3 separate regions of the Homo sapiens genome follow, and all the other regions are linked to region 3. Evidence: chromatin contacts called from ENCODE Hi-C data. All regions are on one chromosome and are shown on one strand. Each heading gives the region's core, a stretch centred on a gene start or an enhancer-like site at or near the end of the contact. The rest is flanking DNA. Distances are from core to core; before and after follow the strand shown. Region 1 holds the start of APPL2 (adaptor protein, phosphotyrosine interacting with PH domain and leucine zipper 2). Region 2 holds the start of TXNRD1-AS1 (TXNRD1 antisense RNA 1). Region 3 holds the start of IKBIP (IKBKB interacting protein).

The links. Hi-C counts contacts between places; a loop is a spot of excess contacts on that map. Pooled maps may share reads with other maps.
Region 1: a loop to region 3 is called in a pooled map, with 7 times the contacts of the local background. The contact joins the promoter of APPL2 here to the promoter of IKBIP in region 3. A Hi-C loop is called at or near these places in 2 of 50 pooled maps.
Region 2: a loop to region 3 is called in a pooled map, with 2.2 times the contacts of the local background. The contact joins the promoter of TXNRD1-AS1 here to the promoter of IKBIP in region 3. A Hi-C loop is called at or near these places in 7 of 50 pooled maps.

Annotation. Positions count from the first base shown.
Region 1 is chr12:105,234,793-105,237,492 of GRCh38, reverse strand. It overlaps APPL2 (adaptor protein, phosphotyrosine interacting with PH domain and leucine zipper 2), which reads left to right and starts at 1,319. Exons shown (of 21, transcript NM_018171.5): 1 at 1,319-1,534. The coding sequence starts at 1,481. RefSeq lists an enhancer at 936-1,436 and silencers at 1,301-1,440, 1,491-1,740.
Region 2 is chr12:104,279,538-104,282,237 of GRCh38, reverse strand. TXNRD1-AS1 (TXNRD1 antisense RNA 1) reads left to right here and starts at 1,395. Exons shown (of 2, transcript XR_007063431.1): 1 at 1,395-1,954. All of the region lies in intron 3 of TXNRD1 (thioredoxin reductase 1), which reads right to left. RefSeq lists a silencer at 1-167.
Region 3 is chr12:98,643,412-98,646,111 of GRCh38, reverse strand. It overlaps IKBIP (IKBKB interacting protein), which reads left to right and starts at 1,324. Exons shown (of 3, transcript NM_153687.4): 1 at 1,324-1,589. The coding sequence starts at 1,411. APAF1 (apoptotic peptidase activating factor 1) reads right to left here and starts at 822. Exons shown (of 27, transcript NM_181861.2): 1 at 277-822. RefSeq lists silencers at 418-627, 948-1,147 and enhancers at 724-1,351, 1,352-1,978, 1,979-2,606.

The DNA of each region.
Region 1 (2,700 bases), core at 70-2,569, 6.6 Mb before region 3:
TTCAGGTCAGGTTGGCGCTGGCCAGACCAAGGGAATAATGGCCTTGGAGTTTTCAAGTGATCAGGCAGCATGCTACTATACTAGACTGTCAGAGGTGTCAGCAATGCAGATTGGGTCTTGATATACCTAAGAGGTCTCTGCAGAATGCAGAATTTATATATTACCATATCCCCTCTGTTGATTTTGGTGACACACATACTGCATGATTTTTTTTTTTTTTTTTGAGACGGAGTCTTGCTCTGTTGCCCAGGCTGGAGTGCAGTGGTGCCCTCTCGGCTCACTGAAACCTCTGCCTCCCGGGTTCAAGTGATTCTTCTGCCTCAGCCTCCCGAGTAGCTGGGATTACAGGCGCATGCCACCACGCCCGGCTAATTTTTGTATTTTTAGTAGAGACGGGGTTTCAGCATCTTGGCCAGACTGGTCTTGAACTCCTGACCTCGTGATCCACCCATCTCGGCCTCCCAAAGTGCTGGGATTACAGGCGTGAACCACCACGCCCGGCCAGTCTTATTAACTTCTAAAGAAGGAACTTCAGAAACCCTTGCCTTCCGTGTAAAAAGGTGTCACGTTCCACTTGCCAGTCTTCTTCCATCCCTCTCCCTTCCTTCTTTTCTTCCTCTGGCGTTTACTAACTGACCCTGGGCAGACCACTTATTTCTCTGGGTCCCATTTTCTCATCTCTAAATGACAACACTGGAACCTAGATTATCTAGCCCTTCCAATTCTAAACATTTGATTATGAAATTCTCCAAAATCACAAAACATAAACCAGGAGGACGAGACCTAATTATGACCACATCAAATAGCTGTGGTTTCCAAAGTGGTTATTTCTGATTATCACAGACGAGTCAGTTATCCAGCTTTTCTCCTCTTTTCTTTGTTCCCATAGCATAGGCGACCTCTTTGCTCTCAGAGCTGTTTCAGGGGCGTCGAAATTTATCTAGAAAAAGTGGTGTGGGAAGTGTGGGTTTTTCCTTCCATTAAAAGAAAAAATCTGTTCGCTCCTTCAACTCAAAAGGCTTTCTGGGTAGCCATAAGCAGATAAAACCTTATCTTTCTACCCTCGAGTTCCTCTTTTGGACTTCATATGCATTGACTTGACGGACCTTCAGCACAGAGAACAAACACCCGAAGGGTTCCCTCAGCAACGGGACTGGCACCCAGAGCCCCCCGCTCCCCGCGAGCCGGCGAGCGCAGGCGGAAGCGCGGGCGCCACATTTCCGGTGTCGGGACCGGAGCTCACCACACTTCCGGTTTCCCTGCCGGGCGCGCCACACTTCCTGTTGATCCGGCTCGGCCGGGGGCTGGGCCGGCGGGCAGGCGGCGGCGGCCACTGGCCAGGCGTGGACGCGCGCGGGGCCGCCGCGGGCACGGAGTGGCCGCCGCGTCGCCTGAGCCCAGAGCCGGGGAGTGCTCTCGGCCGCCGCGTCTCCTGCCCTCTGTCCTTCCAACCCAGCCCTCGGCTGAGCCGCGCCGCACCATGCCCGCCGTGGACAAGCTCCTGCTAGAGGAGGCGTTGCAGGACAGCCCCCAGGTACCTCCCGCCGCTCCGGTGCCCCTCGCCCGCAGGGGTGAGGCCGAGGAGGCCCCTCCAGCCCCGGAGTGGAGGCCGCGCCCCCGGCCGGGCAGCCGCGGGAGTGCGCCCGGCCCCCTCGCGGCGCCTCCCACCGGGTTCTCTCGGGCTGAGGAGGGGGCGGGCCGGGCCCTGAGTCCTGAGCCGGGGCAGAGCTGTGGAACAGGGGAGAGAGCCCCGCGGCCGGAGTCTTGATGTCGTGACCCCCCTGCAAGCTCAGCTGCAACTGAGTCTGCGAGATCTAAACTTTGATTCCATGTAGTAGCTGAGTGCCTCAGGAAAACCACCTTATTGTGCCTTAGTTTTGTCGTCTGTAAAATAGGAATAATAATTGTGCCTGCTTCATAGGGTTGTTAGGAGAAGTCAATGAGAAATACCTGTAAAGTTGTCAGCAGACAATGTCCGGTACAGATAATGAGTCAGTCTTATTACTGCTACTCCTAATGATGTGATGAGACTTGTGCCAGCCAGAATGAGAGGCAGAGGGCCTGGATCTCTTTTCCGGCGGTACCAGGCCTCCTTTTGGCACCGTTTTCCCATTAGTGAAGAGAAAAATACAGTACCTGCCCCATTTGTCGCACAAGGGAACTTCATTAGCACACTCGAGATGAGAGTCAAGTCCTTTGAGCTCTGCAGATGAAAACTGGTGTGTAAATATAGCAAATGAGTGCAGGATGACATTAGTTCATAATTCAGCACATCTTTCCCCAGGGGTCTTTTGTTCTCCTTTGTTTAACATTTCTCCAGCTTCGTACCTACACTCCTGGTTCAGCATCCCGGGTTTATTTAAATAAGTGCCTTTATTTCCTAGTGTCTCAACTCTTGAAAACTTAGAATAAGATTAACCTATTTTCGTTTCACACTTTCCCCTCTCTTTTGGGGTTCCTTCCCTTTTTCTTCTAAGTGAATAATACTTCCCAGGATGATCCTTGTATGGATTTACCTACATCGACAGTTCAGAATAAGTCCGAAGGGCTGTATGCATAGGTGTCTTTTGTTCATTTTTTGTGATCCTCCTAGTGTAGATAAGTAAGGAACTGGAAGCAAGCTGTGTGTGTGTTTTTTGTTTGTTTGTTTTGTTTTTTGGTAAGTTTGCATCCTCTGGACGACTTTTTCAAGGCCTCCCT
Region 2 (2,700 bases), core at 146-2,645, 5.6 Mb before region 3:
CCCACTGCCATCACTCACCAGAGCTTGCTAGCTCCCCAAACCCTAACTAGTCCCAAAGAACTTTCTTGAAGAGCAATATGTAACAGCTCTCCTGTTTCTAAAACCTCTAACCTTCTCTTTGTTCTTCAGACATACTGAAGACCACCCTGTCTGCATATATGCCCCAAATTGCTATTCTTTCTTTCCAAATAAAAAATTTTAATTTAGAGACTTGTCTCACATTTTTATTCTGGCTTCAACATACTAAAGCCCTAAGCTAGGAGTCTGCTTGACTTATCCAAGAATCCACAAAGTAACCAGTATGTCTAAAGCCTAATGAGTGAGAAAAAAAGTGGTAGGAAGTGAGGTCAGAGGAATAGCCAGGGGTCACATCCATCATCAGGCCATAGTCAGGATTTTGGATTTCATTTTAAATGTGGTAAGATGCCAGAGTGTGAAGAGAAGAGAAGGAAATGATTGTTGTATGATAAAATAATTGCTCAGTTGTGTGGAAAATAGGCTAAGGAGGGCAGGGACTTAAAAGTGGAGATATGGCCGGGCTCGGTGGCTCATGTCTGTAATCCCAGCACTTCAGGAGGCTGAGGCGGGCGGATCACGAGGTCAGGAGATTGAGATGAGCCTGGCTAACACAGTGAAACCCCATCTCTACTAAAAATACAAAAAATTAACCGGGCGTGGTAGCAGGCGCCTGTAGTCCCAGCTACTGGGGAGGCTGAGGCAGGAGAATGGCGTGAACCCGGGAGGCGGAGTTTGCAGTGAGCCGAGATCCCACCACTGCACTCCAGCCCGGGCGACACAGTGAGACTCCATCTCAAAAAGAAAAAAAAAAAAAAAAAAAGTGGAGATATGGAGATATACAGACCTGCTAGGAAGTTACTGTCCTGGTCCAAGCTAGAGATGATAAAGGCTGATTAGTGAGGTTAAAAAATACATTTGAAGGTAAAGCTAATTGCACAGATATATGTTGTACAGTTGTACAGATGGATGGAATAAGAGATGTAAGAGAAAGAGAATCAATGATAACGCTAGATTTCTGGCTTTAGCAATGGGGTAAATAATAGCACTCTTCAATGAAAAGCAGGAACACCCAGAGAGGAGGAAGAAAGATGGGAGGTGGGGGAAAACAATAGTTTGGGACAAATCCATAGTATGGGTTAACAGATCTATTATTATCCAAATGGAGAGGTTGACTAAGCAGTTGGATATGTAAGTATGGAGTTCAAGGGAGAAGTCAAGGCTAGAAATAAACATTTGGTGTCAAACATAAAAGATATTTAATACCATGTGTATTAGTCACAGCTCTTCAGAGAAACAGAACCAATAGGATACATGTATATATAGAGAGATTTTTTTCTTTTCTTTTTTTTAAAGAATTGACTCACACAGTTGTGAGGGCTGATAAGTCTGAAAACTCCAAGGCTGGCTGATAGGCTGGAAATTCAAGCAGGCATTGATGTGGCAATCTTGAGACTAACGGTGGTCTGGGTGCAGAATTGCTTCCTCTTTGGGAAACCTCCATCTTTTCTCTAAGGTCTTCAACTAATTGGATGAAGCCCATCCACATTATGGAGGGTCACTAGCTTTACTCAAAGCCTACTGATTTCATTGTAAGTCACATCTAAAAAATACCTTCACAGCAACATCTATGCTTTTATCTGCCAAACAACTGGGCACCGTATGCTAGCCAAGTTGACACATAAAATTAACTGTCACTCCATGGGACTAGATGAAATTACCCAGGAGTTAATGTATTTAGAGAAATAAAGATGGCCCAGGACAGAGCCCTGGCACGCTCAAACTGCAAAAGGGGAAAAGAACCCAGCAATGGAGCCTAAGAAGGAGCTGGCAGGAGGTAGGAGGAAAACCAAGACTGTGTGGTGTCTCAGAAGCCAATGAAGAAGTGCTCCAAAAAGGAAGATCAACTATTTCAAGCACTGCCAAGAAATCCTATAAGGTAAGGGCTGAGTCATGGAGGTCACTTATGAAAATGGTGGTAGGTAAGAAATCCTAATTAGAAGAAGTTCAGCAAGAAACAGAAAATAAGGAAATGGAGGGAGTAAGTATAGGCAACTCTTAAAGGGGTTTTGCTATAAAAACAAAACAAAACAAAACAACAATAGGAAAGGAGCTAAAGAGGGATGTAGGATAGAGGAATTTTTTTTTTTTTTTTTTTTTGAGACAGAGTCTCACTCTGTCACCCAGGCTGGAGTGCAGAGGCACGATCTCAGCTCATTGCAACCTCTGCCTCCTGGGTTCAAGCAATTCTCCTGCCTCAGCCTCTCGAGTAGCTGGGACTACAGGTGCATGCCACCACACCCAGCTAATTTTTGTATTTTCAGTAGAGAGAGGGTTTCACCATGTTGGCCAGGCTGGTCTTCAACTCCTGACTTCGTGATCCACCCTCCTCGGCCTCCCAAAGTGCTGGGATTACAGGGGTGAGCCACCGTGCCTGGCCAGACTTTTTGGTTTTTTTGGTTTGTCTAAGAAGGAAATTATTACAGCATGTTTTTATGCTAAAGGAATAATCCAGTAGAGGGAACTTTGGCAATTTCCAAAGAAGGAGCAAAAAGAGATAATTGCAGAACCAAAGTCTGTTGAATATACCCTTATTATGCAGTGTAGACTTTGAAGTCAAATCCAGGTTCTATTACTAACTGCAAAGCCAAGTTACTAAGCCTCTCTGCTTCTTCATCTTCTTTC
Region 3 (2,700 bases), core at 75-2,574:
AAACTGCACAACTTATCTGAACTAAGTCTCAAAACCTTTTGTAACCCACAACAAAATGGAAAGCCAAAACTCTTCATGGACGTAAAACAGAAAACAGCGCACGTTTATCCACGAAAACCCCAAGTTTACTACTTCCTCATTACAGAATTTCTCTTCCTGGTACAGGAGCAGGATGGTTATCAAATATTCCATGTCCTCAAATTCTCAGTCCCTGAAATCAGCTACCAAGCCTCCAAAGAACCTGGCTCGGGGAGAAAAGCGAGGAGGTCAACTTACCCAAGCCTTTGCGCCTAGGTCTTAGTGGGGAGGGCGGCACTGCCGGGACAAGACTGGGAGACTCCAGGCCGGTGGAGGGAAACGGCAACAGGAGTTTTCCACCGGGAATTAGGGGTGCAGGGCTCTGTCTCGCCACATACCCTTCGCCCCGGGGCAGGTCCGGGCCTCACAGGCGCCTCCCCTGGATCTCTGCAGCCCCGGGGCGCACGAAGACCCCCAGGGACCTCCGAAGGTTGGCGAGGTGGGCGTCCACCCAACGCAGCCTGACCCCACAGTCCCGGAGCGCCGCGGTGAGGCCCGGCCCACGGGCCGCCCTCCGGTGGACCCCACTACTGGACACAAAGGGAGGAGGTCTTCCCGGCCTGTGGCGCCCTTCCCCCGACGGCGGCTGCACCCCGGAGGGAGCCCGGCGCTACTCCGGATGCCGCTGCGGCACCTCAAGTCTTCGCGGGTCGCCGACTGCCCAGACTCCCCACCTCTGGTTCTATCCCTTTTGCCCGGGATAGAGCAGTCACGTCCACTCGCTACCTCTTCTTCTCCGCCTCTGGACAGCGGAGCAGTCAAATCCCGCCGGATCCACCCAGCCCGGACGGCGCGCGCCCGCTTATGCAAATAAACACACCCCAAGCCCCAAGGGGCGGCCACCGCTGCCGCCGCGCACTCCTGCCACGGCTCATGCCCGCGCGCGTAGAAGTGCCCGCCTACCCCGCGGACGGGGCGTGGCTAAGCCTCAGGGACGCGCCGCGTTCCCACCAATGCCGGACTCGGGCAGCGGCGGCGCGCCCGACGTGGCGCGCGCGACCCCTTCGTCCTGCCCCTCCTCCTCGGGTCCCGTCGGCCTGCGCGCGCCCGGGAGTTTGAATTTCCTCGGATTTGGAGCAATATCGCAGTGGAAGGCGCTGTGGGTTGAGGTCGCCGCCCACCTCTCCTAGGGGAACTATGGAGCTGGCAGCTGAAAGACTCAGTGAAGCAACGAGGATGCCGGGGAGAGGGAAGGGGCTGGGCTCTGGGCGGTGCCAAGTCTGTGAGGGGGCGCGGTCACCGCCCAGGGTTCCCACGAACGCCAAGGCGGCCACGTCCTGCTCCCCCTGGTGAAGAAGCTGCCCTGGGCTTGTCGTCCTAGGGTCTCCAGACATGTCTGAGGTGAAGAGCCGGAAGAAGTCGGGGCCCAAGGGAGCCCCTGCTGCGGAGCCCGGGAAGCGGAGCGAGGGCGGGAAGACCCCCGTGGCCCGGAGCAGCGGAGGCGGGGGCTGGGCAGACCCCCGAACGTGCCTGAGCCTGCTGTCGCTGGGGACGTGCCTGGGCCTGGCCTGGTAAGTGGACGCGAGGCTGCCTGGGCCGGCCTCCTGTGGGCCCCCTGCTGTTTGGGCTCCCACCCGGCTCAACATCCAGCCGGAGGTGATCCAACCTCCCAGACCTGGGCCTTCTGTGCCTCTGTCTTGACCCCAAAGGAAGGAAACAGCCCAGCCTTGTTTTTCCCTTTCGGGCGTTTCTTGTATCTCATTTCCCCCCGTGCTGGTAGCATGCCCCTATCGCTCAGAAGGAGTTGAGGCTAAGGTTTGGGAACGAGCCATTTGTTAAGAGCTGCAGATTCGGCCACGCTTTCTGAAGCTCCCGCTACACGTCAGAAGCGTTCACGTTGTTATAAACCGTTACTTCCTGTCCGCTGTGCCCCATTCCGGGACACATCTGCCCCACCCTACTCACCCCATAAATACCTAATGGAAATACTTGCAACCTTAAAACAGATCATTATGTTTGGAGACCGAGGCAGGTGGATCACTTGAGGTCAGGAGTTCGAGACTAGCCTGGCCAACATGGTGAAACCCCATCTCTACCAAAAATACGAATAATCAGCCGGGCGTGGTGGCGGGCGCCTGTAGTCCCAGTTCCTCCGGAGGCTGAGGCAGGAGAATCGCTTGAACCCGGGAGGCGGAGGTTGCTATGAGCCAAGATCGCATCACTGCACTCCAGCCTGGGCGACCGAGCGAGACTCCGTCTCAAAAAAAAAAAAAAAAGAAAACCATATCATTATGCTCCCAAAGGAGCAAACGTTATAGTAGCAGAGCTTGGAGGAGTGCTCATATTTTGATCACCGTGCATGCATTATGAATTTAAGGTCTTTTATTAAGTAAGTTACAGATTGAATATGGTAAAGCTACAAAAACATAGCACTTGTGTTCACTTAAAACTAACCAGTTGCAGTTTTAAAATCAGGTAAATGGCGATATATTGGTGTCATTAGGAAAAATGAATATTAGAAATAACCTTAAAACCAACTCGTAAAAAAAGAAAAAAGAAAAAAACCAACTTGTGAATTTTATTTTCCCAGCCTTTTTTTTTCTGGCGGGAGGAGGGAATAGCCCATTTCATTTTAATAAGATTGGCATCTTAATAGAATTTTTCTCCATTTTTCATTCATGT